Regions from separate parts of the Homo sapiens genome. Here region 2 is linked to region 1. The links are chromatin loops, found by intact Hi-C in ENCODE. Cell type or tissue: HCT116. All regions are shown on one strand. Each heading gives the region's core, and the rest is flanking DNA. Links, peaks and the distances in the headings are about the cores only. Region 1 holds the start of LOC124904833 (small nucleolar RNA U13). Region 2 overlaps KYAT3 (kynurenine aminotransferase 3).

Evidence for each region. A loop is a pair of places that touch in the nucleus more often than their neighbours do. Peaks named below come from ENCODE experiments on the same cell type or tissue, not always from the same donor. Only the 100,000 strongest peaks of a DNase experiment are listed, where the experiment ranks them.
Region 2: a loop joins it to region 1, with 4 times the contacts of the local background. A loop is called at or near these places in 3 of 110 quality-filtered maps.

Annotation. Positions count from the first base shown.
Region 1 is chr1:89,759,044-89,769,999 of GRCh38, reverse strand. LOC124904833 (small nucleolar RNA U13) reads left to right here and starts at 1,682; the gene lies at 1,682-1,788. RefSeq lists an enhancer at 6,766-7,266. In HCT116, for the core only: a CTCF peak has its summit at 6,867 (motif pointing right); a DNase peak (open chromatin) is centred at 6,879.
Region 2 is chr1:88,967,089-88,978,310 of GRCh38, reverse strand. It overlaps KYAT3 (kynurenine aminotransferase 3), which reads left to right. Exons shown (of 14, transcript NM_001008661.3): 3 at 8,844-8,902; 4 at 9,497-9,641. Among named protein-coding and RNA genes, the nearest start is that of KYAT3, 20 kb to the left of the region's middle. In HCT116, for the core only: a CTCF peak has its summit at 4,589 (motif pointing left); a DNase peak (open chromatin) is centred at 4,600.

The DNA of each region.
Region 1 (10,956 bases), core at 2,143-10,142:
TTTAAGTTATTTATGGCTTTCTAATAGGTTCTTCTTAATGTAACAAAAGTGTTGAACAAATGTGACACGTGGAATGTGATAAAAACACAACTTGACTTTTGTTCTTATTGATCCTATAAAGTTTATTTTGTATGGTAATCTTTTCCTGCCTTGGATGAATACAGTTCACCCCAAGGTAATTTACAGTCTGTCCTGTGGTCATTTTAAGTCACAAACACAGCCCAATACACACATTAGAATACTGAGCCGTGGAAAAATCTAAAACCTTGAATTTTATTTAATGTTGAATTGTATCCCATTCTTGGGCAGCCCCAGTATGAGCTGGCTGCCTGCAGTGAGAGAGGAAGGCTTGATCCTTCATTTCTCCTTTCCTGCTCCTCTTCCTCATTAGGCTTGCCCCTAGGTTTGGGACATAAAGAGAGGAATCAAAAATAGTAGAAGGGAATTTTCTTACTCAGCTCTATCTGCCATAATTTGGCTTTGTGCTGAGTGTGGCTGACGTTTAAAGCTGATATTCTCTTGAGCACTCTTTTGGGGGGTACCCGCTCTGTGGGATCTCTGGAGCTGTGTTGATGCCCCTTCTGCTGACAGCTCCCCCCTTTAGAGGGTCCACCCACACACACTATGAAGTCCCATTGCCCCTTCTAGGAGGTCCTGTCTGATAGAGCCTAACACAGCCTCAGGATTGCTGGTCCTCTATCCTGTCCTGCATTGGGGTAACATGCCGTGTCCTTCCACGGCAGGGCCTTGGGGTTGCGGGAATTTCCCAGGTGTAGCAGCTACTTGCTTTGGCTTCATCATCCTCAACACAACTGGCCAGCTTCTCTCTTACTCTGCACATTTTCTGGGGCAGAAATCAGCCCTCAGCTCACGGTCTTTCAAACTTCAGGTGACACATATTAGACTCTCAGAATGGCCGTGTTGAAGGCCCTCAAAACCTGAGGGAGGTTCAGGTGTCCCCTCACCCCTTATTTCCTCTTGAGATACAGGACTTCAGGCTTACAGCAAAAACTTTTCCAAAAAATCCTTCTCACTAGAATCTTTCTTCTTTCTTCTTACTCTCCAAAAAATCTTTTCTATTCTTGAAGAGAGAAAGAAGCCCTTGGATAAATGACCTTAAAATTTGCAACCAAACCCAAACATCAGGGTTTGTTTTGTTTTAGATTACTCTTATGGTGTTCTGTCCCATGCGCACATTGGTACCTGAGAGCCACAATGTCAGTCCCTCTGGACTGACGCTTCTGAGGTGAGAAGCGTTCTATTTTAATATTAGGTTATGTTCACTTAACAAACCATGTAGGGCATTCAATAAAGTAGCTTCAATTCTTCTCAGTTAATATTCTTGCCCTTTTAAAGCCTGACGTTGAAAGTACTTCCAAAGTAACCAAACTGGTAAATATCATTTGGAGCCTTCACTGATTGTGACTGTTGCCTGATCACCAGGGGTAGTTATGCGTTGTGTAGGAGCTTACACAATTTGGCAGAGGCTTTCTTTAAGAAAAAGAACGCAAAGTTAGGAATAAAAAATTGGTTGTAGAAAATAGAAAAAATAAATAGAAAAAATAAAAAATAAAAAAAGAAATAAAAAATTAAAACAAAAACAAAGATAAAAAATTGGGTATGTAAACAACTATTTACTTGGAATGAGAAAAATCCACAAATTACAAATTTTAAAATGCCAATCCTTTTGTAGTTCATAAATGTGATGATTGGGTTCTCACATGTGAGGTGTGTGAGACGTGCTTCATTCAAACCCTGTTACAACATCCGCACATACCCTGTCTGTCATGAAAGAAAAAAAATTAAAAAAGAATAAAATGTTGACAAATATACCACAAACATCAAAAGTCCAGGACAAATTATGCAATTCTTTTATTAATGAATTACCTTATATATACCTTTATAATTCTTTTGAATTTTAATATAATCAATAATTCTGAATAAATACACAAAGCTACATGAAATTAAGGTATATAGAAGAGTAAGTAAAATAGATTTTAAACATCATTGCATTAAGCTACCTACTTGTCATTATTCTTATACTATGTACATGGACTTATTTTATAAATATGTGTGGTGATTTTATCATTGGAATGTTTCTTTAGGTTGTTGTGATTCATTGATGAATACTTTTTCATTCTCTTTTGTCTAAAGCTGCTCTTTGTCTTTAGGATGCGATGTGATCCAACATGTTGGGATGCATAAAATACATGACTAAACAAACAGGCACAGTCATTGTGAACCTGGCACTGGTCTGTGTCCTACAATCACAGGATTTCTGATAAATTCTATTTTGTGTGATTTACCTCAAAAAATAAAAAATATTGGGTTTATAATTGCATACACTGCTTATCATGTATATTCTCAACAGGACAGAACTTCCATTTTGATCAGGCGTCTTTGAGAATTAAATCCTCTGCTCAGACTTTTACATAACTGAAGATTGGCAGAATTTTCCACAGGCTAGCTTCTGGGTTCATACTTTTGAAAACTTTGTCTACGTGATTACCTACAGACTTCCAATGCCAAGTGCAATAGGTTACATTCAAATCACAATATGACCTCTAGCATTGCACCTGTCTGTCAGATATTGGCTGAGCAGCAAAGGAGCATTGGAAATATTGCTGGAAGCCATTCCTGCACCACGATAGCTAACAATAACTTAGATATGGAAGTGAACCACATAAAAATAATCTTCTTAACCCAAACTCTATGCCTTTTCAAGTCAGCTTCCCCTTAGCTGAATCCAATCACCCCTTGCCTCTTTAAGATCACCCTTGGCCAGGCGCAGTGGCTCATGCCTGTAATCCCAACACTTTGGAGGGCCAAGGAAGGCGGATCACCTGAGGTCAGAAGTTTGAGAACAGCGTGGCCAACATGGGGAAACCCCGTTTCTACTAAAAATATAATAACAAAAAAAATTAACTGGGTGTGGTGGTGCGTGCCTGTAATTCCAGCTACTTGGGAGGCTGAAGCAGGGGAATCACTTGAAACCCGGAGGCGGAGGTTGCCGTGAGCTGAGATCATGACACTGCATGCCAGCTTGGGTGACAGAGCGAGACTCCGTCTCCAAAACAAACAAACAAAAAGACCACCCTACAGAAGAGCAAGTGTAACAGAGGGTAAGCTGGAGAGGAAAGAGACAGAGGTCTTAACCGATTGTAGTTAACATAGCTCCCAAGTTTTACAAAAGCTTATGACTATGGGAACACATTTCTCGGGCCCCAAGCATGAAAAGGGCTCATGAAAGGGAGGGGTCCTAGAACTTCATTAACATCATAGTAATTTGCCTTGCCAACCAGGAATGAGCCCTGCTTGGATGGACCACCTGCTCACAGTGTATTTACATTTACAGAATTGGCACACTGGTGTGCTTGTGGGCAAATGCAGGTTAATATGTGTTACTGTCAGAGTTTAGCAGTTGGTCAACCTCCAACAGGAGTCAGCAACGGTGTAGAATTTCCCTGAGTTTTAAATGTATGTCTTAGCCCTAAAGGCCTTTGGAAAGTTATTGGTCTTATTAGTGAGTTCATATGCCATTGAAAGATGTTTGACTAGAAAATGACATTTTAGTAAACGGGTAAGGAAGAGACTTACGAAAAAAGGACCATGAAGACACTGGGAAAATTAAAGAGAGCCCAGTAAGATGTCTTATCAGTTTATGATTCTCTTTTGTACACTAGTAATTTATAAGGGAACAGTCACAGTTAGGAATGATTTCAGCTACATGTAACATAATAGTTAACTAATGGTGGCTTAAATAATAAAGATAATTAACTCTTAGAACAAAAAGTCTGAAGGTAGGTGACTGATAACTCTGTTATTTTAGGACTCTGTCACTATCTTTACGATTCTTAAGGTAAAAATATGATTGTCACAGCTCTGGGAATCATTTGTTCAAAGGCAGAAAACAGGAGGCAGCTAGATAGTGTGTGTCTATCTCTTTTCAGTAAAGAGGAGAAATCTTTCCTAAGCAATTACCTATCAGAATTGCTCTTTAAATCTCATTGGCCAAAACTGGGCACATGGGCACCCCTAGCTGCAAGGAGGAGTTGGGAAAGTGAATATCTGGCAAAAGGGTATGAGAGTTTGTTGATTGGCTTAGACTTGTCATGCTTTATCTTTCAGGACTGGGCACATAGCTGTCCTGAGAAAGAATATGGATTTTATTAGTAAGGAATAAAAGGGATATGGCTATTGGGTGGCAACAAATGGCAGATGCAACCAGAACCTTTGGGTTGAGTAAAACTATCTTTTTACTTAGCAATTATCAAACTAACATGAATTAAGAACACACATGAATACAAACAATAATTTCGTTAGCAAATATTCTGTGCTAGGAACTTGGTACTAGATGTTAGATATATATTATCTGCAATTTTCACAGCAGTCCTGCAAGATGAATATTCTCCCTGTTTTCAGAAAGATTAGGTTATATCCCAATTAGAGAAATAAGTAGCTCTATTCTGACTTCTATCATTGAAGTCTTGCCTTTCTTGAACTTCAAATCAATTAAATCATATAGGAGGTACTTTTTGGTTTCCAACTTCTCTTGCTCAATATTAGATTCTGGACTCATTCATGTTGTTAATGAATACCATGAATAACTTATTTTTTAGTGCTGTGTACTTATTGTTTGAAAAAAATCAAAATTTATTCATTTTACTGTAGATTGACATTTGGGTTGTTCCTAGTTTAGTGAAATGATTAAAGTAATTAAGATTATTATATGTGATATGATTAGATCATAAATTATATGATTATATAGCTATATGAGTAGGTGACTAATATATAAGTATATATCTTATTATATATTATATAACATATTATATTTACAGAACCGACCAAAATAAATCTGACAAAAAGTACTCCTTTTTGTTGGATTTGCAATTTGTTGGATTTATATACAAGAGTAAAATAAAGTATTTTTAGCTTTAGTAGATACTCTCTAAAAGATTTCCAAAGTAGTTGTACCAAGTTACACTCCCATCAGCAAATTATGAGAGATTTATTTGCCAATGGTTGGCTTTGTTATATATATTATTTTAGAAGGTAGTAAGGAATATGGTATGTGCTATGGAAAAGGAGAAGTTGGGCAAGATAAAGGGGATTGGAAGTACTGGGGGAAAGTAGAGCAGTTTGAAATTTTAAATATGTGGTCAGGATTGGCTTTTATTTATTTGTTTTTTTGACAGGGTCTTGCTCTGTTGCCCAGGCTGGAGTGCAGTGGCATGATCATGGCTCACACTGCAGCCTCAACCTCCCAGGCTCAAGCAGTCCTCCTGCCTCCCAAGTAGCTAGGACTATAGGTGTGTGCCACCGTCCTCTACGAAAAATATATTTTGTATTTTTTGTAGAGATGGGGTTTTGCCGTGTTGCCCAGGCTGGTCTGGAACTCCTGGGCCCAAGCTGTCTGCTGCCTTCACCTCTCAAAGTGCTGAGATTACAGGTATGAGCCGCCATGCCTGGCTGGCTTTTTTTTTTTTTTTTTTTTTTTGAAGGTGACAACTGAACAAAGTCATGAAAAAGTAAGCGAAAGAGCTATGCAGGTATGTGAGGAAAATATTCTAGGTAGAGGGAAAAGCCAACACAAAGGCTATTAATAAATTGCTGGTGCTTTCCAGCAAAAGCAATTGGTCATTGTGGAAGAAACAGAGTGAACAAGGGAGAAAGGTATGGGAAATAACATGAAGGGGGAAAAGAGCCAGATCATGTAGGGCCTCCAGGACATGGTGAGTGCTTTGGCTTTTACACCGAGTGAAATAGGGAGCTACAATAGGGGTTTGAGCAGATGAGTGACATAATCTGATTTACACTTAAAAAAATTCTGGTGGCTAGATTAAAAATAACTGTGGGCAGGAGCAGGGAGATGAATTAGTCTATTGCAGGAGGTGACAGTAGCTTTAACCAAAGTGGTGATAGTGGACGCTCCAGGCAAATAGGGTGTCAAAAGCCGAGGTGCAGAGATGGAAAGTTCAGTTCAAGGCCGGTATCAGAACTGTGAGCAAACCAGTTGTCTTTCTAACGGGGGAAGGAAAATGACAGCTGCCATTTATTGAACATTCACTATGTGGCAAGCATTGTGCTAAATTTGATACTCCGGCGACCTCTTTTAGTCTCCATGACAACCCTGTAAAGACATTTAGAATTTAGAACCTTTCATACAGTTCCATGACTAAAACGTAGCACACCTGGCATTCCAACCCTTCATTTCATTCTACTCTAGCACTAAAGCTAGAAGGGAAGCTTGAGGCCACATTGTGGAGTGCCAAGAGGTTTGAACTTTTGCCTGGTTTGAACTTTTACCTTCTTAATCTTTTCCCCGCATCCCCACATTTGAGGACAGGACACCTCCAGGAACTGCAGCTCAGCAACAGGGGTTCAGCGTGAGCGCGGCCTGGGGAGGGTCATCGCCTTTTTGGGGAGTGTGGGGAGAAACGCGGCTCGCCTTGTCGTGGCTGGCGATACGCCTCTGCAGGAAGGGTGTGTCTCCCCGCTTGAGGATTCTCCCTATAGATAAAGAGGAGACTCAGCAGAGCCTTAATTAGAGATCACAGAGGACTGACAACGAGCGTCCGGAAGACGAATTGGCAGCGAGGTGCATGGATTCGATACAGAAGCTGGAGATAGAGTCCAGCTAACAGACCACTGCAGTTCGACGGAGCCAGAGTGAGGCAACGAGGAGAGATGTCGGGGAAGGAAAGGGGATGGGACTTGGGGACTGGAGCGGCTCGAGAGCGACGGAGAAGGGGGCGTTAGGCTCTAAGGATTCTCTTACTGTGCCTCCTCCCCGTGTCCTCGGGTGGCGGCTGCGCAGCCCTCCAGCCCTCAGAGCTGCCCTGCAGCACCTTGGCCACTAGGAGGCAGGCCCGCCTTATCTGGAGCCCCGGCCGCCGCTCACTCCAGGGAGGGCTGCGCTGCTGCTTAAATTCCAAGTCAGGCCAGCCCCTGGAACGCTTAATGGGAGCTTAGATTTAGAACAGTTGATTTTCATTGAGACGGAAATTTGGACAGTCTCCCACTTGATTGAAAACGGCTAGAAACAAGGCTTACGGTAGAGCAATGAATGCCAGAGTGCAGGCGCCGGTGCCCAGGCGGCCCGGGGAACAGGAGGGCCGGAGGAGGAAACAGCTGCCTGCAAAACACCAGCAGCGCCCTTAATTAACACCAGTGCTGGCCAGGGGGATTGTGCTTCCGGAAATTCCCAACGTCCTTTCCCTGCTTGCCCAGGGCCATTCCATTATACAGTTTCAGACCAGTCCCAGGTCTGAAATGGAAAGAGATGTTACCCTAGATGCCCGGAGACAGCGGGGCCGCAGAGACCTCGCACAGCCGAATAGCAGTGGAGCAGGTGTGTGTGTGTGCATGTGCATGTGTGCACGCTGTGAGGGTGTGGTGTGTGTAACATGCTCCCATGTGTCCGTGTGCCCGCTCTGCAGGGGGAATGTTAATGTTTGATTGTTGTTTGGCTTCAGCCCAAAAGAGAAACAAATAATGAGGTGAACGGAAATGAGCTGGAGTCTCTGCTTTCACCGCTAATTAGTCCCTGCTCGATTTTGACGAAGAAGACATACAATAGACACAAGTGAGCAACGAATGAGAAACTCAGGGACCTAGGCTGGGGAAAGGGCGTCGGGTGGGGGGTGTGTGGGCAGGGCTAGGAAGGGAATCTCAGAAGCCAGTGTGCCTGGATCAGGCCGACAGGTCATTCCCACCCTTAGATGAAAATCTGCGCATTATTCCATCTTGGCTGGCATCTCTTATGGGCTGGCCTTCATCTTACTAACGCCATTTCACTTTTTGAAGGGTTGACAGTTACCTTCTTCACCTTCCCCTGGGCAGTTCTTTGTTGTCTTTGTCAGGCTGGCCCCTGTCCATATTTCTCAGAGCCCTGGTCACAGCTCTCTTACTCACCAGCTGCTCAGACAAACCCAGCCTTGACCTGGCTCTGCACTTCAGCACGTTGCCTGCTGCTCCTTAGACTCTTCTCTTGCTACCTGTGAAAGGTCAGATGCAAAATGGTGAAGGCAGAAACAGACTGTTTGATGACAAGGTGAGGAAGAGCTGCTGCTCAATATACCTGTGTGTCTATTGATGTGCAAGTGAGCAGGAAAGATGGTGGTAGAAAGTCATGTTAGAGACCTCTGTGGCAGACCCTTCAATTATCAGCAATGCCAAGGGTCCCTGTCTGTGGGGCCCCCACAGGCACAACTCGTATGGGCTCCAGAGACACCATTTCAGCTTGAGAATGTGTCCCCCAAGTTGCTAAAGTATGTGTCCTACCCTCAGAGTACCTGGTCTCTCCAGGGCTCTCATAGCCCCTTGTGAATATATGCCTAGGAGTGCATGCTCCTTGAGCATGAATATGAGAATTATAAAAAAAATTCTTCACCCAGAGCAGGTTCTCCTCAGACTTGTATTCTCGAATGTGTGTGTGAGAGAGGGAACTTCATTTCTTTCACATCCTAATAAATACAGAGAATGGTCACTTCTTAGAAACTGTTGTTCACAGCACTTCTGGGTTGTTGCTAGTCTTTATTCCCTTTCTTTTTGCTTGCCCCTTTAGGGCACAACTGTCCCAGTACAGGTTTTCTTTCTAATGCTGCTCTTCTTTTTTGTTTGTTTGTTTGAGATGGACTCTCACTCTGTTGCCCAGGCTGGAGTGCAGTGGTGCGATCTCAGCTCACTGCAAGCTCTGCCTCCTGGGTTCAAGCAATTCTCCTGCCTCAGCTTCCCAAGCAGCTGGGATTATAGGCGCGTACCACCACACCCAGCTAATTTTTGTATTATTAGTAGAGATGGGGTTTCACGATGTTGGCCAGGCTGGTCTCGAACTCCTGATCTCAAGTGATCTACCCGCCTCAGCCTCCTAAAGTGCTGGGATTACAGGCATGAGCCACCATGCCCAGCATGCTCTTCCTTTATAATTTGGTAGATTGGGCCATGGTGGGAGTTCTCAAACTTTAATAATAATAAAAAAAGTCTCTCAAGGAGTTTGTTTTAAATGCAGATTTCTCAGGTCCTGCCCAAATCTATGGAATCAGAATTTCTGGAGCAGTCCATGGGAATCGGCATTTTACCAATCCCTCTGCTACCTCCTCCTCTAAGATCCGAAGTCAGATGGTTCACAGAACACATATCATAAAACGTGGTGCTGATGGAGGCCTTGGGCCCTTGTCTGGCTTGCTCAGGCTGCTATAACAAAACACTGTAAACTGGATGACTTATAAACAACAGCAATTTAATTCTCACAGTTCTGGAGGCTGGAAGTCCAAGATTGGATTTGGTTTCTGGTGAGTGCTCACTTCCTGTTTCCTAGAACAGTTCTTTTCCCCTGCGTCCTCACTAAGTGAAAAGGGAAGATAAGCTCCCTTGGGCTCCTTTATAAGGGCACTGTTCTCACTCATGAGCCCTCCATTTCATGACCTAATCACCTCCCAAAGGTCCCACCTCTTAATACCATCACCTTGGGGTTTAGATCTCAACATATGAGTTTTGGAGAGACACAAACATTCAAACAAAAGCAGTCCTTTTCTTAATTTTGAGAGTTATTTATATATTTTAGACTCAAGACCTTTCTTAGAGATGTAATTTCTAAATATTTTCTTCCTGTCTGTAATTTGTCTTTTGATCCTTTGTCCAAGGTCTTTCACAGAAGTTTTTAATTTTGATGAGATCCAATTTATAAATTTTTCTTCTTATGGCTCATGCTTTTGGTGTCAAGTCTAAGAACTTTGCTTAGTCCTACACCCCAAAGATTTTTCTCTTATATAGTTGTATGTTTATGTTTTAGTCAATTATCCATTTTGAGTTAATTTTGGTATTGGTTTAGGTCCAATTGCTCCAGCACCATTTATTGAAAAGGCTGTTTCTCCTCTATTGCATTGCTTTTACTTCTTTGTCTAAAATTAATGGGAATTTTGAGTGGGTCTATATCTGTGTTCTCTATTCTGTTCCACTGATTGATTGCTTTGCCTGTTCCCTCTACCAATACCATACTGTTTGGATACAGCACTTATATATAGGGCCTTAACATTTGGAAGCGTGATTCTTCCCACTTTATTCTTGTTTTTAAAGTTTTTTTTTTTTTTTTTTTTTTTTTGTTTTTTGCAATTCTTGGGTCTTTCCCTTTCCATATAAATTTTAGAGTAAGCTTGTCTATGTCTATGAAAAAAACTTATTTAAATTTTGATAGTAATTACATTAACATGATCTGGTTACGGAGAAGAAACTGTGTGGAAAAGTTGGGCAGTCGTAGTTGCTATATGATTTGTTAATAAACTTTGATCCTTCTAGAATCCTAGAACCAGAGAGGACTCAACACTTTAAACTGGCTCCAGGGAACATTGTAGGTTCTTGGGGGTTCATAAACTGTCTTTAGGAAAACGGAGCTGTCTTAAGAGAAGTAAGTTGTACGTACTTCTCTGAGAACCGAACTTTCTCTCTTATGGCTGTGAGAACCAAATGTTTACTTAAGTAAAATTGATCTTCATTTCTACTTCAACAGGGAAGGAAGAGCTGAAGGACCCTGGGGATGATTGAACATAGCCTCTCACCAGCGCGCTCAGGAATTGTCCTGAGAGCAGCAGGAGGAGTGGTAATCCTGCAAGAGAAGGTGGCTTTGTTGAGAGCCTTTAAATTCAGCTTTATTACTCGCCAGTCTCCTTCCTTGTGTTCTGGCCATATTTCTTATCCATTAGGCAGCCAGCCCTTCACATGAGATCCTCCTGGTTTTGCATTCTTTTCTGCAATGCTGACACTTCCTTCTAGTTACACCCTTTGGCACTCTAATCTGTGGTCTTAGTTTTAGTCACTGATGAAGATATTTGGCACATTAACTCTTATTTCAGTTAACACCAGATGAAGTGAACTCAATTCCTCTTCTCACACAAAAGTTGGCCCCAAACTAGTTCAAAAATATATTTGAATTCTTTCTTGGCTAGTGTCGGTTATTTG
Region 2 (11,222 bases), core at 1,144-9,143, 790 kb after region 1:
AAGAAGCATGAGCAGCCAACACAATTTTATAGCAGGAAAGAAAAAGCAAAAAAGCTAGGAAAGAACATAACAGTTTCTTTTTAAGATCTGTGTTTAAACAAAGACACTTAGGAAGTGGTACAAGTGCTAAGGAATGAATTAATACTAAATGTCATCACTGTGATGGTTGGAACATCAAAATATACATAACATATACATACATGTGTATATTATATACATATATACATATGTGTATATATTATATACATACATATCTATATACAATAGAGTTATGCTTCACTTAAAAACTGGGATACATTCTGTGATCATAGAGTGCACTTACACAAACCTAGATGGTATATAGCCTGCTACACACCTAGGCTATATGGCATAGACTATTGCTCCTAGGCTACAAATCTATACAGCATGTTACTGTACTTAATACTACAGGCAACTGTAACATAATGGTATTTGCATATCTAAACATAGAAAAGGTACAGTAAAAATGCAGTGAGATAAGAAAATGGTACACCTGTGTAGAGCACTTTCCATGAATAGAGCTTGCAGGATTGCTCTGGGTGGGTCAGTGAGTGAGTAGAGTGAATGTGAAGGCCTAGGACATTACTGTACACTACTATAGACTTTATGAACATTGTATACTTATGCTATACTAAATTTATTAAAACTTTTTTCTGCCAAGTGCAGTGGCTCACGCCTATAATGCCAGCACTTTGGGAGGCTGAGGCAGGTGGATCACCTGAGGTCAGGAGTTCAAAACCAGCCTGGCCAACATGGTGAAACCTCGTCTCTACTAAAAGTACAAAAATAAAGGAAGGGCACAGTGGCTCACGCCTATAATCCCAGCACTTTGGGAGGCCGAGTAGGGCAGATCGCCTGAGGTCAGGAGTTCGAGACCAGCCTGGCCAACATGGTGAAACCCCATCTCTATTAAAAATACAAAAATTAGCTGGGCATAGTGGCAGGTGCCTGTAATCCCAGCTACTCGGGAAGCTGAGACAGGAGAATCACTTGAACCCGGGAGGTGGAGGTTGCAATGAGCCAAGATTGCGCCGTTGCATTCCAACCTGGGCAACAAGAGCGAAACGTCGTCTCAAAAAAATAAAAATCAATTTTTTTTTAAATACAAAATTTAGCTGGGCATGGTGGCACGTGCCTGTAGTCCCAGCTACTCAGGAAGCTGAGGCAGGAGAATCGCTTGAACCCGGGAGGCAGAGGTTGTGGTAAGCCGAGATCGTGCCACTGCTCTCTAGCCTGGGCAACGAAGTGAGACTCCGTCTCAAAAAAACAAAACAGAACAGAACCTTTCTTCTTCAATAATAAATTGAAGACAATTCACCTACTGTAACTTTTTACCTTATAAACTTTTTAAATGTTTAATCTTTGACTCTTCTATAACACTTAACACACAAACTATACAAAATATTTAAAAATATTTTATGTCATTCTATAAATTTTTTCTATTTTTAGTAATTTTCTTTTTTTACTTTTTTGTGTTAAAAACTAAGACACATACGTTAGCCTAGACCTACCGATGAACTGGATCATCAGTATCACTGTGTTCTACCTCCACGTCTTGTCCCACTGGAAGGTCTTCAGGGACAATAACATGCATGGAGCTGTCATCTGCTATGATAACAATGTCTTCTTCCAGAATGTCCTGAAGGACATGCCTGAGGCTGTTTTATAGTCAACTTTTTTTTAATAAGTAAGGGTACACTCTAAAATAACAATAAAAGGTATGGTATAGTAAATACATAAACCAGTAACATAGTTGCTTGTTATCATATCAAGTACTATGTACTGTACATAATTGTATGTTCTAGACTTTTATATGACTGGCACTGCAATAGGTTTATACCAGCATCACCACAAACACGTGACTAATGCATCATGCCACAATGTTACAACAGCTACAATGGCTCCACTAGGCAAGTAGGAACTGTTTTTTTTTTTTGAGATGGAGTCTACCTCTGTTACCCAGGCTGGGGTGCAGTGGCGTGATCTCGGCTTACTGCAACCTCTGCCTCCCGGGTGCAAGCAATTCTCCTGCCTCAGCCTCCGGAGTAGCTGGGACTACAGGCGCATGCCACCACACCCGGCTAATTTTTGTATTTTTATTAGAGACAGGGTTTCACCATATTGGCCAGGCTGGTCTCGAACTCCTGACCTTGTGATCCGCCTGCCTCAGCCTCCCAAAGTGCTGGGATTACAGGCGTGAGCCACTGCACCTGGCTGCAAGTAGAAATTTTTACCTCCATATACTCTTTTTTTTTTCTTGAGATGGAGTCTCGCTCTGTCACCCAGGCTGGAATGCAGTGGCATGATCCCGGCTCACTGCAACCTCCACCTCCTGGGTCAGACGATTCTCCTGCCACTGCTTCCTGAGTAGCTGGGACTACAGGCACTTGCCACCACGCTTAGCTCATTTTTGTATTTTTAGTAGAGACGGGGTTTTACCATGTTGGCCAGGATGGTCTTGAACTCCTGACCTCAGGTGGTCCACCCACCCCAGCCTCCCAAAGTGCTGAGACTACAGGCATGAGCCACCATGCTCGGCCTGCTCCATATAGTCTTATGGGACTACCGTCATATATGCAATCTGTCATTGACCAAAACGTGTTTATGCAGCACATGACTCTGTGTTGTATATATAATGTAAAGCTTCAATAAAAGTAAATCAAAAGTTAAATGTGTTTAGTTTGATAGAACCAGATGACTATAATATTGAGGATATTATCCTTCTTGTGATAATTAGTTTTGTTACAATACAGCACTCACCTTCCACGTGAAACTTTAAAATGCAGGGGAAAAGAGCAGAGACCATATAATTAAAATGCACAGTAGAAACACTGAAATGTGGGGCTGGGCGCTGTGGCTCATGCCTGTAATCCCAGCACTTTGGGAGGCCAAGGTGGGCAGATCACGAGGTCAGGAGATCAAGACCATCCTGGCTAACGTGGTGAAACCCAGTCTCTCCTAAAAATACAAAAAATTAGCCAGGCATGGTGGCACGTGCCGGTAGTCCTGTGTCCGGAATTTATTCCTTCCTGTGGGTTCTTGGTCTCGCTCGCTTCAAGAATGAAGCCACAGACCCTTGTGGTGAGTGTTACAGCTCTTAAAGATGGTGTGTCTGGAGTTTGTTCCTTCAGATGTGTCCAGAGTTTCTTCCTTCCAGTGGGTTCGTGGTCTCGCTGACTTCAAGAATGAAGCCACAGACCCTCGGGTTAATGTTACAGCTCTTAAAGGTGGTGCGGACCCAAAGAGTGAGCAGCAGCAAGATTTATTATGAAGTGTGAAAAGAACAAAGCTTCCACACCACGGAAGGGGACCCGGACAGGTTGCCCCTGCTGGCTCACGTGGCCGGCCTTTATTCCCTTATTTGGCCCTGCCCACATCCTGCTGATTGGTCCATTTTACAGAGCACCGATTGGTCCATTTTACAGAGTGCTGATTGGTCCATTTTACAGAGTGCTAATTGGTGTGTTTACAATCCTTTAGCTAGACACAGAGTGCTGATTTGGTGCGTTTACAATCCTTTAGCAAGACCCAGAGCGCTGATTGGTGCATTTTTACTGAATGCTGATTGGTGCATTTACAATCCTTTAGCTAGACACAGAGCGCTGATTGGTGCATTTATAATCCTCTAGCTAGACAGAAAAGTTCTCCAAGTCCCCACTCGACCCAGGAAGTCCACCTGGCTTCATCTCTCAGTCCCAGGCTGAGGCAGGGGAATCGCTTGAACCCAAGAGGCAGAGGTTGCAGTGAGCCGAGATCATGCCACTGCACTACGGCCTGGCCAACAGCAAGACTCTGTCTCAAAAAAAAAAAAAAAAAAAAAAAAGAGAGAGACACCAAAATGCATTGCAAGACAACAAGACACTGAAATAACATGCCCAGCAACAGGGGAATGAATGAGTAAAATATGGCACAAAAACAACCAAAAACATACGTTGTAATTAAAAGTGAAATTTTTATGACTCAGAAAATTCATAAAATACTTAAGATACAGTACTTTGTTAAGAGACAATTAAAAATATTTTTAAATGACACATGATTGCAACTACAAATCCCCACTTCATAGATCTAAAAGACAGTAACATTTGGGCCCTCCAGCATCCAGGCCCCCCATGAAAAGGGTGCCCACTTCTGCTCTTTCCTGGTCCCGAAGTGTGGTATCCATCTGTTTCCCAAGCCTGGTTCTGTTTTCACCTCTCCATCCATGAGCTTTGCATTTCCTATTTCTGGCCTTTTCTTGCAGTTATTATTATTGTTACTAATATTAAACTTTTTGGCTGTGACCTTGACTTCTCTGGATGAAGACTTGATTCACAGCCCATACTACACAGATATCCACAGCCTCAATTCTCCCAGCTTCAGCCCATCATTTAGGAAGACTTTTTCTGTACCTGTCCCATCTCACCTGCCTCAGATCTTATGGGAAGAGTCCTAAAAATATATACAATTGAAACTTTGATGGACTAGGGTCTTAAGATCATGGGTTCAACATACAGTATTAGTTTTTTTCGATCTGTCCAAACTTTTTTAAAGACTTAATCTTTTCCTTATCTTTGTCAAGCTTGCCACCTGGTGGTGAATTTCTAGAACTTCATTGTTCTAGAAATTAGCCTCAAGTGAGCATAAGTAAGGTTAAAAGATGCTACCTTTGATTTCACTAGCAGTTTTGCGTTAATAACATGGAAGTATAGGCCTTTAATCACCCTGGTAGCCAAAGTCATATCACAGGGTTAGCTGATCCAGAAGTTATACAAGCCTTATAGACATTCCCTTACTTGCCTGGGACTCATGCCCTGATTCCCCGTAGGATTCTAGGTTGATTTTAATTACCTGATACTGGATCTGCTCTGGGAAGTAGTTCTTACTTAGACAGTGAGCATTTGCATCTACTGCAGAATCTTGGTGACTCCGAACATTGTATAGTGTCTTGTAAACTTTCACCAGTGTGTTAGTTCCCTCAGGTTGCCTTAACAAAGTACTACAAACTAGGTGGCTTACTAAATAACAGCAGTTTATTCCCTCATTGTTTGGGAGGCTAAAAGTCTGAGATAAGTATCAGCATGGCCAGTTCCTTCTGAGAGCTGTGAATAAGATTGTTCTATACCCCACCCCCACTATCATCTGGTGATTGCCTGGAAATCTCTGCATTCCTTGGCTGGTAGGAGCATCACCTTAGTCTGTGCCTTCATCTTCACACAGGGTCTATGTATATGTCCAGATCTCACCTTTTTATAAGACCACCAGTCATATTGGATTAGGGTTCACGCTAATGACCTCATCTTAACTAATTACATCTGCAGTAACCCTATATCCACATAAGATTACATCCGGAGGAACTGGGAGTTAGGACTTCAACATATGAAACTAAGGGGGGCATGGTCCAACCCATAGCAACCACGTATCTCATTATACCTCCAGACTTCATTTCCACCATGTTTTTCACAATTATTTGCTGCTGTTCCCTGCTGGACAGTTACATTTCCTTGCCCCACTGATGTGAAGCTTAGCTGTGAAATTGCTCTGCCCAATAAAATATGAAAAGAAGTGATGTGTGCACATCCTAACAGAACCTTTTAAGAGCCTCTTCCCTCTGCCATGAAACAGGCAGTGTTCCAGGTGAAGGCTGTTTCATCAGCCTATGTCTCAGAATGACAGTGACACAGACCAGGGCAGCAGCTGAACCTCAGTGGATATGTAGTATGAACAAGAAAACCTTTATGATTTTAGGCCACCAAGACTTTGGGGTCATTTATCACTGAAGCATAAACGAACTTTAGCTGACTGATAGAGCTAACTGACACCATAAGTTCACCCTGTAATGTGAGTGAGGTTTTTTTAAAAAAATTCATTCATCAGATAATTATTTGAAACTATGTGCTAGGCATAACTATATGTTGGACACTGTGATGGTGTCACCTTGGCTATGCCCTGGTACCCAGATATTTGCCAAACATCAGTCTAGGTATTGCTGTGAAGGTGTATTTTAGATGAGATTAACGTTTAAATCAGTAGGCTTTCAGTAAAGCCAATTACCATCCATAATATGGGTGGGCCTCATTCAGTGGAAAACCTTAAGAGGAAAAGACTGAGGTCCTCAAGGAAGAGGGAGTTCTTCTGACTCCAGTTGCAGCATCCGTTCTTCCCTGAGTCTCCAACCTGCTCTGCAGATTTCAGATTTGCCAGCCCTCACAAACACATAAGCCAGTTCCTTAAAATAAATGTATGTATAGCTCACATTTATTTCAATGTTTCATATTAGAAGTGTTTCATTCTTTATTTAGAAGTATAGTAGTGATTTTGTGACCAGAAATATGCTGTAGAAACTGAACTCTTATTTATCTCAATTAGCCTATGGTAAAATTGGTCATGCTGTATATCATTTTGCTTAAAGCTGCAGTTTCCAAGAACCTATATGACACTTTTAAGTGATGACTTGCTGTACTGCATTTAATAGAAGCACATAGGAGAAGCACCTGACCCTGACTCGTAGAACCAAAGAAGGCTTTTGGGAGGGAATGAAGTCGAATTTGAGAACTGCACTTGGCAAGTGGAATAGGAGTTAGCCAAGTGCAAGGAAGGGTGGTGGGGACCAGGAATTGGACTGAGTAGAGAACATGCACTCTCAACAAGGGCATGATCTCCCCCAGGAGAAGAAAATGGGTGCTTGGCAGACAAGATAAATCTTAGCTATCACACTGTTTTGTCACCATCCAAAGCTCAATCCTATGTGACAAAATTGTATTCCTCTTAATATTTAATTGAGGGGAGGGAAGATGACTAGGAAAGAATTTCTAAGAAGGTCTCCTTAGGTGGGCAATAATAAAAAAAAACATTGAGAAACATTGGTATAGAAAGAGCATTTGGGCATAGGAAAGATCACACATGAAACTACTGAAATGAGAGAGAACATAGACTATTTGAAAAATTAGAATGGGTGTGGCATAGAATTGGGAGGGAAGAGGAAGCAGGAAGAACAATGAGAGAAGAGGCCAGTCTAGAAACAAATTTTAAAGAAAATTAAACCTGAAAGTGCATTTCAACCTCAATTATCTAAATAATTTAAAGTTGGATTTTGTGTCTAAATTATCTACAGCACATCAAACTCACTTTTTTATGTATAAATCATCCTTTGTGTTTGTGGTCTCTACTGAATGAATTAAGCTTTAAACATTGTGTTAGAGATAGACAAGAGCATTTGTTAAGATAGATATTTCAACCTATCATGCTAGAACTTGGTAGTTGTACAACTGTTGTCTCTAGAATGGCATCATGTTCAGGTGGGTAATTATAATGCTATTCCAGCAAGCTTTTTAACCTCTGGAGAATTTTCATGTGATTTACTTCACTGGAGTTTCAAAGACAAAATATGACACTAAAAAAGGTATTTTTCTTGGTCCCATTATTTAGAATAGAATGAGAACAATGGTCTATTTAATAACCATTATCGTTATCTTCCCAGATTGAATTAAAATTACATTAATATTCCATTAGAAAATTCTCTGCAAAAATGCTGTCAATCATTTTTTTATTTCTACCAGCTTGTTAACAATGAACTCAAAGCTAATTCAATACTTTTGGGAGATAGTATAAAACTCAATTTTAGAATCTAAAGAACTAAAAAATTGTATGCTATGTGATAATTTTAATTCCTATTTTTCTACTACAGCCTTAGCTTGCTTGGTATTAGTAGGCTTATCCTAAATTTATAATATACTTTTAAGAGGCAGCATTCTAGTAATATTTTTAGAAGGTCTTATTATATAAAACACAGTATAAAATTATATAATAGTTCTGAGTATGGATTCTGGAGTCAGACTGTCTGGGTTCAGATCCTGAGTTGAACCTGTTTGGGTTTAAATGTTACTAGCTTTCATAAACTTGAGCAGATGTGAAAAGTTGTGTGATCTTAACCTCTCCGTACCTCTGTACCTCATAGTTCTAACTATGTAATAGAACTACTACATATTTTTGTAAACATACAGTAATAATGAGTTCATTATGTAAAGCACTTAGAACAGTACCTAGGACATACTCAGTACTCAATAATGTTAGCAATAATTATGGAACCCCTTACTGAGTAGCTTTAAAACCATTTGTTGAGTCTTTCCTGTATGTCATACAAGGAACTTACTTGTGAAACTCTTAGTACATCTTACCTAAAATGATGTTCAGAGCATGGCTTAAGATATTTTTTGAAACTAACTTTTTAAATATTATTATTGTTCTCTTTACTACATTACAAGCCTTAAAACAGATTAGCTTTCTAGGGTAGGATGATACTTTTTGTCCTTAGGTGAGAAGATGAACATCTAAATTTCATTTGAAAAAGCATTCCTTCCAGCCAAGCATGGTAGCTCACACCTGTAATCCCAAACTTTGAGAGGCCAAGGTAGGAGGATCCCTTGAGGCCAGGAGTTTGAGACCAACCTGGGCAACACCACAAGACCCTGTCTCTATAAAATATACAAACAAACAACAACAAAAAAAATAGTTTGGCACAGTAGGATATGCCTATAGTCCCACCTGCTCAGGAGACTGAGGCAGGAGGATCACTTGAGCCTGGATAGTTGAAGCTGCAGTGAGCCATGATCACACCACTGCATTCCAGCCTGGGCAACCACGTCTGAGAAAAAAAAAAAAGGCATTCCTTCAGTAGTAGGTGGGAGATGAATTCCTCTTCAGAATTTTGTGTTGGAGTCTAAGATTTATCTTTATGGAACTACTATTTACATGGTAACAGTAGGGAAAAGGAAGAAGAGTGACCCATGATTTACTGGCTTTTAAAATTTTGACTAAGGCAATTCCTTTTCAATATTTATATATTTCAGAAAATGTCACTGAAATTCACAAATGCAAAACGGATTGAAGGACTTGATAGTAATGTGTGGTGAGTATCTTAAAATAAATAATAATTTAGTGAGGGTTTCCTACATATTTTCGTATCTTTAGATGGGAGTTTTTTTTGCCTCATCCATGGTCTATAAATAAAGGTCCTCATTTAATTCATCCATTAAATGAAAATGGAAGGAAGTTAGCAATCCATATACTGAATTGTTCATTTGGCACATGTGCCATGCCCTTTGCTGGACACTGGACATATGGCAGAGAAAAGGACAAATGTTAATGCCCTCATGGAACTTAACCTCCAATCCAGGAACTTTTCTTATTAGTTCTGTTCTCTAATAGTTGATGAAAGAACTTAGCAGCAGCTGGAATTGTTGAGAAAATATATATATGTGGTTAAAATATGGGTAGCGTGAAACTGAGGTTTGTAAGGGACATTGGGTTCATAAATTCAGCCATCATTCTATTTGGTAAACTGATTTGTGGTTGGTAAATTTTTGTTGGAAACTCATTTTTTAAAACCTATAGGACTAAACTAGGGTCTTATTTGTCTGTTTTGTGGTAAGACTATAAGATATAAAAAAGCGAACTTTATAATTGTAGAACTTATTAATATTAGTATTTTTTTCAATCTTAGGATTGAATTTACCAAATTGGCTGCAGACCCTTCTGTTGTGAATCTTGGCCAAGGCTTTCCAGATATATCCCCTCCTACATATGTAAAAGAAGAATTATCAAAGATTGCAGCAATCGATAGCCTGAATCAGTATACACGAGGCTTTGTAAGTATATCAAGACCATATGGGCCATGAGCTTTTATTTTATACTGGGGTGTGTGTCTGTGTGTGTGCATGTGCCCTTCTGTCATTCATATATAAGTGACTTTCTGGGACCAGCTGTCCCATCCTAGCAACCACAGAAACTTCTGCCCTTGCCCTATGTCCTGAGATGAGCCTTCGCCTACTTCCAGCCCCTCTACACTTTTCTTTCTTTTGGCCCTTACTTTACTGTTGCTCCAAGATAGGATCCTATGGCAACACGATAAGGAACAACATTCTCTTGAGACATGTCTTTTCTATCTCATCAACATTTATGCAGCCTGAGCACTGACCCTTTATTTAATATATCCAACTAGCTACGTTTTTCCTCCTTGTGCCAGCTCACTCCCATCCTTCTGTAATGAAATGCCTAGGATAGCCAAAGATTTTCTAGATCAGACGTACCTTTGAACTGTAGACTTGTATCTGTTGTGCCAAAAGCCATACAATTATCATATGTCTGACCACTTGTCTTTTCCTTTTATGATATTGTGGGAAATGGGGAGGGGAATGGTATAGGAGGAAGCCTGTTTTTTGTCTTCTATAGTGGTCTAACTATAAAAATCCATAGAAGGGTTTTGCTTTGGGAATAGCACAGGGAAAAGCAGTGAAACTTACCTGTGTCACAGGGTTTGACACTGGTGAGAATCCCTGCTCTTCATAGATCTCACTCCCTGGCCCACCCTACAGACCCCCATCTCAGACCTACTCAACATAACTCACTCCCCAGCCTATACAAATCCATAATGAAAGGCTAGAAACAAACCAACAATAGAGAAAATTAATGAAACCAAAAGCTGGTTCTTTGAAAAGATCAATAAGTAAAAGTTTTAGCTAGATTGACCAATAAAAAAGAAAAAACTCAAAGTACCATATGAAGAATGAAAGAAGGAATATCATTACTGATCATACAAACATGAAAGCAATAATAGGATAATATTATGGATAATTTTATGTCAGTACATTGACAACTTGGATGAAATGAACAGATTATTTAAAAGATACAAATTACCAAAACTGACACAAGGAGAGATGAAAAATGCAACTAGCCCTATGTCAATGAAAGAAAATGAATTTGTAATTAAAGTCTTCCTGCAAACAAACCTCAATACCTAGATGGCTTATTAGTGAATTCTATCAAGTATTTAAGGAAGAACTATTAGGTCAGTGCAAAAGTAATTGCGGTTTTGCCATTAATTTTAATGACAAAAACCGCAATTACTTTTGCACAAACCTAATAATACCAGTTCTGCACACATTTATTCAGAAAGTGGAGCAGGATGAAAAACTTTTACTTATTGATCAACAATTTTTGTAATTTGAAAAATAAAGAAATGCCTAATGGTTTTGTCTGAACTTTTAATCAGGGGTTTTGTATCAGGGTAATGCTGGTCTCATAAAATTAGTTTCAGCATTACCCTGATACAAAAACTGATTTAAAAAATGCCAGCGAAAGAAATAAAGAAAACTCCAGTTCAATATCTCTCATGAACATAGAAACAAAGATTATGAAATTTTAGCAAATCAAATCCAGATATGTGTGTG